Regions from separate parts of the Homo sapiens genome. Here region 1 is linked to region 2. A link is a loop called in an ENCODE intact Hi-C map of the cell type or tissue named here. Cell type or tissue: body of pancreas. All regions are shown on one strand. Links, peaks and the distances in the headings refer to the core of each region. The heading gives the core; the rest is flanking DNA. Region 1 overlaps NME7 (NME/NM23 family member 7). Region 2 has its middle 27 kb from the start of XCL1.

The links. A loop is a pair of places that touch in the nucleus more often than their neighbours do. Peaks named below come from ENCODE experiments on the same cell type or tissue, not always from the same donor. Only the 100,000 strongest peaks of a DNase experiment are listed, where the experiment ranks them.
Region 1: it touches region 2 in a loop (4-fold over the local background); 100 of 110 quality-filtered maps call a loop at or near these places.

The regions. Positions count from the first base shown.
Region 1 is chr1:169,346,218-169,350,623 of GRCh38, forward strand. The region is part of intron 1 of NME7 (NME/NM23 family member 7); the gene reads right to left. Among named protein-coding and RNA genes, the nearest start is that of NME7, 19 kb to the right of the region's middle. In body of pancreas, for the core only: a CTCF peak has its summit at 2,421 (motif pointing left); no DNase peak of the experiment used is centred there.
Region 2 is chr1:168,601,370-168,605,775 of GRCh38, forward strand. No RefSeq gene overlaps it. Among named protein-coding and RNA genes, the nearest start is that of XCL1, 27 kb to the left of the region's middle. In body of pancreas, for the core only: a CTCF peak has its summit at 2,316 (motif pointing right); a DNase peak (open chromatin) is centred at 2,332.

The sequences.
Region 1 (4,406 bases), core at 81-4,080, 740 kb after region 2:
CTCATTCCTCTGCTTAAAATTTGCCAACTCAGCCTATGAGAATAATGTCAACCCACTTTCAATAGCCCACAAAGCCCTCCAAGATCTGGCCTCCAGTGATCCGTCTGACTTCATCTCCCACAACTGTCACTCTTGCTTACTTTGCCTTAGCCACACTGTTTCTTGAACATACGGCATGCTCCCACCTAAAAAAGTCTGTCCGCTGACTGTCTTATTTCCTGGAATACTTTTTCCCCAATATTTACATGGCTTATCTTTTCTCACCCTCAAGACTTTGCTCAGGTATCATCATCTTCTCCACAAGACTAACTCTGGCCACTTCCCTTTAAATTACATTCAACACCACTATCAGTACCCCCAACATTCATTACCCTGCTCATTTTTTTCCCGTAGCACTTATTTACCTTCAAATATAATGTATACTATACTTCATATGTTTATTGCTTATTGCATATCTGCCCCAAAAGAATGCAAGCCCTTTTAGGGCAGAGACTTTTGTCTGTTTTATTTATGGATGCATCCCAAGGGACTAGGTATATGCATTGCATATATCAGATATCTATTAAGTATTTGTTGAATGAATAAATTTAGAAAGCAGAACTCTGCTAGCTATCATCAATTGAAATATTAGTTATGCCTTAAAAGTTGAATTTATTCATGCCTTCATTCATTCAACAAATACTGAATGGCTTCTCTTTGCCAGGCACTGCAACAGACACTGGGGATATTCAAGACAGAAGACAGACAAGGCCCTGTTGACATGGAGCTTACTTACTAATTTTCTGTCTCTCCTTATAGAATGTAAAAATAAAAAATATATATAATTCTTGTAATAATATGTGTTATAGCCAGACATCATAGCTCGTGCCTGTAATTGCAGCTACTCAGGAGGCTGAGGCACGAAGATCACTTGAGCCCAGGAGTTGGAGTTATGACCATACCCCTGCGCTCCAGCCTGACCGACACAGTGAGACGCCATCTCTAAAAATGTAAGTAAATAAATAAATTGTGTTACAAAAACAATAGGATAAATAGGTAAACATGCCAATTATTGGGGTAGTGAGCTAGGGAGTACCCCTTCAACTAGAATAACAACTACACTTGATCTGAGATGTCAAAACGGGATGAGGAAAAGCCAGTCATGCAGAAACCTGGGGTAAAAATACATTCCAGGTAGACAAAAAGTATAAAGCTTTGGGAGGAAGATGGACGTTGGCAAGTTTAACAAACAAAGCCAGTATGATTTGAAGGTAGAGTATGAGGAGAAGATACAGTGGGATGGCATCCTGTGGCATCTGTCCATTGTAGAGGCCCTAAACCCACCCTGACATTTGTAGTAAATTAGATGCATCCTGGAATGGTACTTTTATATCACCTTCTCTCTCCTGTGCTCCCTCCTCTCGTATTCTTTTTTCTTTCAAGAATAAGAGCCAATGGCATAGACGAGCAGTATCATTGCTAAGAAATCTGAAAAGACTATTCTTTAGTCCATCTAGTACTCCTGTGCAAACAGAAAAAGTTGTGCCTTCCTGAGAACACTTTACTGCCACGTGTTAGAAAAATACGTAATAAATAAGAATATCAGCAACTCACTCATAATTGTGCAATGTCCTATATGTAGTATGTAGCAGCCCTGGTTGCAGAGATAGAGAAAAGTAGCTCTATGCAAAATATGCAAACCAAAATGGTTCCATTTTTTCCTGTATGTCATATACCAAATGCTGCAGATGCTAAATATACATATAGATTTACATGCATTGCAAATTACTACTATTCTGCATTAGCTACAGTTGGCTACTGATTCTGATAGCATTTTCATCATGAGAAAAAGAATGAGTCTTTTTGAATATTAGTCAATGGAGAAAATACTGTGTTTACAATAAAGTGATACAGACTTAAGTGGCTGTAACCACTAATGTACCTTTATAAAAGTGGTAAAAGTCTTAAATACATCCACAAGTGTTAGAAGTAGTGATCATCAGACAGTCTATCTGAAGAAGATATTAAGACAGTGTTTTCTTTGGAATGCATTTGCCTATATTACCTCATGTAATTCAAACATTATTTTTATTTTGTAGTTTCCTGATTAAGTTTTTAAAAATAAGTCAAAGGATATTTTGGTAAAGTAACAGATTCCAAAAAAAAGCAAAAAAAAAAAAAAACCCACATTTTCAAGCTTAATCCCAAAGATGACCATTTGTTTCATCATTTAGGCTAAAGTTTTCTAATTTAGGAAAGAAAAACGTGTGTCTTTGACTTTATGAGAAATAATCTGTGATACTGTGTACATCTGTGATTTCTAGATGAATAGCATTCGAATGCCACTTCAATATGATTAAAATTAATAAGCAACTAATAAAATCCATAAAGGATAGCTTTTCCTGAAAGTGTCCAATGATGGAAGAGTGCCACCTAGTGTTCAATGTGGATTTAACATATCCTGCCCAAAAAGCCATTTCACAAAGCCATTTCACAAAGCCATTTCACAAATACCCTCAATTTTAGCCCTGTAGTTATTCATTAAACCATAGTAATTTTGCAGAGCCCTAGTCAAGTATCAAAATATGAATTATGAATTCCTGAAAAAAATGTATATCACCTATATCCACTAGAAACTGAGTTTTTGAAAAGGAAGTTAAATTTCTATAGCTACATAAAAGCAAAAGAAAGAGTTAACTCAAAAAAAAAAAAAATTTTAAACATCGTGACCCTAAGTAGTAGGCTAGAAAGAACATGAGGTTCTAGGCTAAATAGGTTCAAATTTGGGCCCTACCGCTTTCTAGCGTATAATCTTGGGTATTTTAAAAAACTGAGGTTTCCTTATGTGAAAAGAATATACAGTAGGCATTCAATAAGTGATAGATATTAACTATTAAGAAAAAGAGATTTCCCATTCTTTTTTAAAGAATAAGTTAATAAGTTTCTTTTTTTAAAGAAAAGTGAGAGCAAGTTTATTAAGAAAGTAAAGGAATAAAAGAATGCCTACTCCATAGGAAGAGCAGCCTCCTTTTGTTTTTAATATATCCCCTCCAGTCATCGGGACTTTAGGAAACATTTTAATGAAAGGATAGCTTGTGCCAGGTCAACAATTTCATTTCTCTCTAATTCCTTGCATAAAAGAGGACCCAATCTGGGGTGGGGGGGTTATCCTTTGCCCAGTCAGCCCCAAATAAGTTTAAAGTTTTTAAATTTATTGATGAAATTATCAAACAGCCACTCTTATGGAATATGCGTGACATTCAGTGAATTCTCTTCCATTGCTTTCTAACATCTAATAAATTCCTTTCGCTTGCTTTCTAACATCTAACAAATTACATAACAGTATCTTAAACAATTAAAAACAATAATTTAAAAAATGCTATTAAATCATTTCAAGAATATCTTTCTCATGACATTTTTAAAAAAGGTTTAATCCACAATGTATGTCTATTTAGTGTGTGTGTGTTGTGTGTGTAACAGAACCTCTTTTTTTAAAACCCTGGATTCATTTTATCAAGCTCCTTACAAATTTTCCAAAATTAAGTCCCTTTTTAGCCTAATCCTTTCTTTAAGGCTATAGATTTCTCATTTGTATTAGTAAGAATGTAACTGTATAAAAGGAACAGTATCTCAAAAGCTCAGTGTATTAATTAGAATAGTTTTCTAAGCAAGCTATTACTGAGGGACTACAAGAGTGAGTAAGAAATAAGCCCTACCTCCATGGTGTCTCATGCCTGTAATCCCAGCACTTTGGGAGGCCGAGGCAGATGGATTGCCTGAGGACAGGAGTTCGAGACCAGCCTGGCCAACATAGTGACACCCTGCCTCTACTAAAACTACAAAAACATAGCGGAGTGTGGTGGTGGGTGCCTGTAATCCCAGCTACTCAGGAGGCTGAGGCAGGAGAATCACTTGAACCTGGAAGGTGGAGGTTGCAGTGACCCAAGATCGTGCCAAGAAAGAAAGAAAGAAGAAAGAAAGGAAGGAAAGGAAGGAAAGGAAGGAAAGAAAGGAAAGAAAGGGAGAAAAGAAAGAAAGAAAGAAAGAAAGAAGGAAGGAAGGAAGGAAGGAAGGAAGGAAGGAAGGAAGGAAAGAGCCCTGCTCTCAAGGAGCTCACTCTCCTTAGTACATTACTGAGTCCCAACTCAGAGAGCCAGACAGCAGGATAGAGAGGTATTAATAAATTCCCAATGCATGTCTTTGAAAGTAGATGGATCCATTCTCCACCAGCACTGCCTTCCCAGAAGACTACAGCCTGTGCAAAACGCAGAGGGGATCTTGAAGAAAGCAGGAGTGATGGGGCAGAGATGCCTCTACTTCTGCTTGGCCCTGGATGTTTCTCTCTTTTGTCTCCTAGATTTTGGATGTCTGTCCCTCTCCCTCTTTATTGGTCCTGGATTTCTTTCTCTCCCTCTCTCTAGCTTCAC
Region 2 (4,406 bases), core at 186-4,185:
CTCAAGATAAATCAGGAAATGGTATCTATGAATATGATTAATGGATAAGCCCAAAGACGATTCCTCTATCATCACTTTATTGGTAACTCACAGCAAGTTTGGTTCAATTCAGTCCAAGTTTGTTGACTTTCTACATATTGCTGCTGTATGAGTCTCTGGTGATACAGAGAAGAGATAGACATGATTGTGGGGTTACAGTGCTTGGAATTTCTTAGCAGGTGGGCATGCTACATAGATATAAATATGAATACAGGTATTCAAGAAACTATTATTTTCTTAAATAAAATATTCATTTTTGAGGACAGTGCCCCAAGAGGTATTTTTGTTGGAGAAAAAAATATATATATATATAAGGTATGGTGCTTTCAGGTGGGCTGGAAGTGGGCTGCAACTTCTCAAGCCAGGAAGCTCATCCAAAAACAAAACAGATGCTGTTTAGGGGTAGTTAACTAAGGAGCAATTTTATGCTAAGGTGCAGTTTTATGCTAAGGAGCAATTTTATGCTGTATACAGACCTTTATTAAAAATCCTAAGCTTTGCTCTTATTTGGGCAGGTCTTGAATTGGGTACACATACATGTGTATAATTATCTAAACCCAGACATTTTCAAAAGCAAAAAGGGGCACTATTAATAATTATGCTGTGACGAAAGAAGGCATAAACCTGAAAGTATGGCTTTCCAAGTCTTGCAGAACTGACTGTCAGAGTTAATGAAAATAATATAAGGGCCAACTAAAACAAACAATGACACCTCTGAAACAAACCTCTCCTGAATGGAATATCACAGCTGCCGTAGAAGTAGTCATTTCCCATTTGTGGTAAGAATGAAGCAGTCTCCCCAGAATAATTCCACAAACATATTTGCTTCCTCCAGAATTCACTGTTTGCAAATTCCCTGACCTGGGGGTTTACTGTTCCCAGATCTGAAGTTATCACAATATTTACTTGGTCTTGGGCTGATAGGGAAAAAACTTTAGAAAGATGATGAATATTAGATACCAACGAAACAGTATTATTTGAGTGTGTTTCTTTGCATGAGGCATTGAATTTGTGAGTGATGCTGAGGTTTGAATGTATATTTATGTAACTTCACTGTAGGCTATTTTAATAGCATTACATGTTATTCCTTTTATAAAATAGTATATAATACTTCTTGTAGATCATTTTAAAAATACAAAAAAATACAGAAGAAAATAGAATCATATGTAAACCCTAGAGAGAGAACATTTTGCTATCTTTCCATTGGTGTATTTCATGTAGTTGAGTTTATACTGTACATAGAGTTTTTTCTTCCCTTTCCATCTACTATTATACTATTTTAATGCAATTATTATGCAGTATTCAATAATGATATCTAATATTTATGGATGCTAATATATATGATATAATTTAAACCATGTGACAGTCCTACAAGGTAGGCATGTTCGTGAACCCATTTTGCAGATGAAGAAACTGGGAAGTTTGGTGAGGGAATTTGTTCAAGGTTTCACTCACTTAAAACAGATCTTGGGATTGAACCAAGTCTAAATCATACCAGAGTTCAGGTCCTTAACCAACAGGCTCTGCTGTATCAGTTAAGTTTTGGTTCTGAAAATGGAAGCCACTCTAAGTTTTTTTCACTATAAAGGAAGCTGACGTAGGGAATAAGGCTTATACAACCTTTATATATGCCTCCCATTGGAAGAAAACAATGATCAGGATGGCTCTAGATCTAGAAACACAAATATTGCAGTGATATCACTACTACTGAGCTTAGCTGCTTGCAGCATCTGGGAGCTGCTGACAAAGCCCCACATCAGCCATTTGCTGATACCCAGACGCGTGCCTAGATCTTTACTGGAAGCAATGGCCCATCTTTTTCTTCTGCTTTGCAAACTTCACAAAGTGCCACCCCAATGATATTCAAACAGGCACTTGAGAAACGTGATTTCCATGCTTTCAGGCCCTGTTTTACAAGGGGAAAGCTTAGAAGGACAGAAAGGATACTGAACATCCACAGATAATATCAGGCTCACAGGTTATGAGACAAAGCATAATTTACCTGATTTTTTCTATCATTATGCATTTAGGTTGTTTCCTAGCTTGTGGCTACACACTTCACTGGCTCATATGCCCACCTGCATATATATTTTAGCCACACACCCAATTTCAGTTCTCCCAGGGAGAACTGAATATGCAGGTGGGCATATGACCCAGGCAGAGCTGAAATTGGAGTGTGTGGTTAAGATATATCCCAGGTGAGCTCACAAATGTTCTGCTCTTCCACTCCTGGCCCCCTGCTGATGCTTACTGTCCAAACAGCCGCTTGAGGGCAGCACCTCCCCACTACTACAGATGCTGGCACCTGGCATGGTGATGCTGGCTTGCCTCCCTAGGCTAGGTCTCCTTATCTTCCCAAAGCTGCAGACCCTCAGGTTGCCAAGGCACATCATCCGTCTGTGCTGAACCCAACCAAGATTCTTCACCAAGTGAAGAATGCTCTGCACTAAGTCTTCTAACTTCTCCCCTGAGTACTAAACAGAGTTTTCAGGCCTCTGTGTCTCATTTATGGAAACAGCTTCTTTAGTGTCTGAGGGTGATTCTCTGTCCCTTGTGGCTAGACTGACCTATGGGCCTGGTCGGAGGCAGATGTCTCATTGTCTGCCATCTACTCCTCTCTATCGCTTGATGCCCAACCTCTGAGAAATTCTTTCCTTGATGAAAATCAACTCATGGGAAAGAAACTCCAGTTAACTGCCAGCTCTGACACTTCACAACACATGCATTTATTGTTTGAACCCTTAGGTTGAGAAACTTTCTGTATAATCTACTGCTACAATGAAAATTTTGGCCATCACTCTTTGTTCACATTCTCTCCTTAGAGAAGGCTGTGATACATATTGGCAAATTTCTTCCCGAAAGATCACACCAATTTATGCTTCCACCATCCAGTGACAGTGCCTGTATTTGTACCCTGGTCACTGCACTCTCCACTGAATGGTATTTTATCAATCTATGGAGACATTATATTTATGTGTATGTGCATGCATATATATATTTATATGTGTGTGCATGTATATGTATATAAGGGTGTGTGTTTCCCTCAGGATGTTCTGCTCACCATATTAAAATAAATCATGCCCAAATTCTCTCTGCTATATTCTTGAGACCCAAAGCACTGAGCCTTCCAAAAATGTGAGGACGGCAACAGCCCCAACATATCTGTTTAGTCCATTGTAACTGTGATCATTGCAGCTGTTGATTGATTGAAAGGTATTCTTCCAGAGGTTGAAGGGGTGTATTGCTAAGGAGTAGGTTTAACTGCAAGTGACCAAAAAGCCAAAATAAGAGTGGCTTAAACTAGATAGGTTTTTTTTTTCTCTGTCCTCTAGGGACAAAATCAGTAGTTAACAAGGCCAAGGCTGGTATGAGATCCCTGGAACCCAGGTTCTTTTCATTTTTAATTCTCAAATTTGCATCCACTTTCCATCCAGCAAGAAGAAGAAAAGGGAAGAAAAAGATGGGTTTCTTCCTTCAAAAGACATTTTCTAGAAGCTGTATGCATAACCCCAAGTATATAGGTAAGTTCAGCTGCAAGAAAGTATGGGAAATTCAGTCTTTATTCTATGTAATTGTTTTCCAGCTAAAAATAAGAGGAGTTAAGTAAAGAACAGATCTAAAGAGACAAACAGAAGTCCCTCACCTGGAGGTATATAAGATATGATGTCTGTTCTTAAATTACCCACAATTTACTTATTTCCTGGAAAGCCTGTGTTCCTCTTTTACATGGTAAACAAAATGTTGTGGATAATGGCCTATTTCTTTCTTCCTTTTAATTATAGTCTGATTTTCCTTTGACACAGATTATAGTTTCAGAGATGCTTCACATTCATTTTGGACTTCAAGTGGCTGAAGTTTCTCATACTTTACTTTCTTTCCTAGCCAGCCTCTCTGTCTGGCCATTAATGAATCTGAGAATAAACACTCAAATGCAGCTGGTAAGTGTGAGCCTGAAGATTTGTTTCATATCTTTTCCTTGACAAAAGAAGGATGAAACTGTACTAAAACACAAGGAAGCAAAGAAACTGAGAAAGAGGGAAATGAAGACAATGAATATAACCTCCATTATTCAGATTAAAAAACCTAGTTTGGCCATTCCAGGGAACTTTAATGGAGATATACATCAGTGGGCTTAGGGCAGTTTACAGAGGCAGGATTTCACCATGGTACTATATGTATCTTGTACATCTCATAAAATGCACAACAGCAAAAAATTAAGGTAATATAATTTAATAAGTTACTGGTGAGATGAATAAAGATGGTGATATAAGCTTTATTGACTAGCAACCTTAAATAAATAACAGGTATATCTTGGGCAATGAATCCCAGAAGTGTTTCTTATCACTCATAACCACTTGGCAAATGGT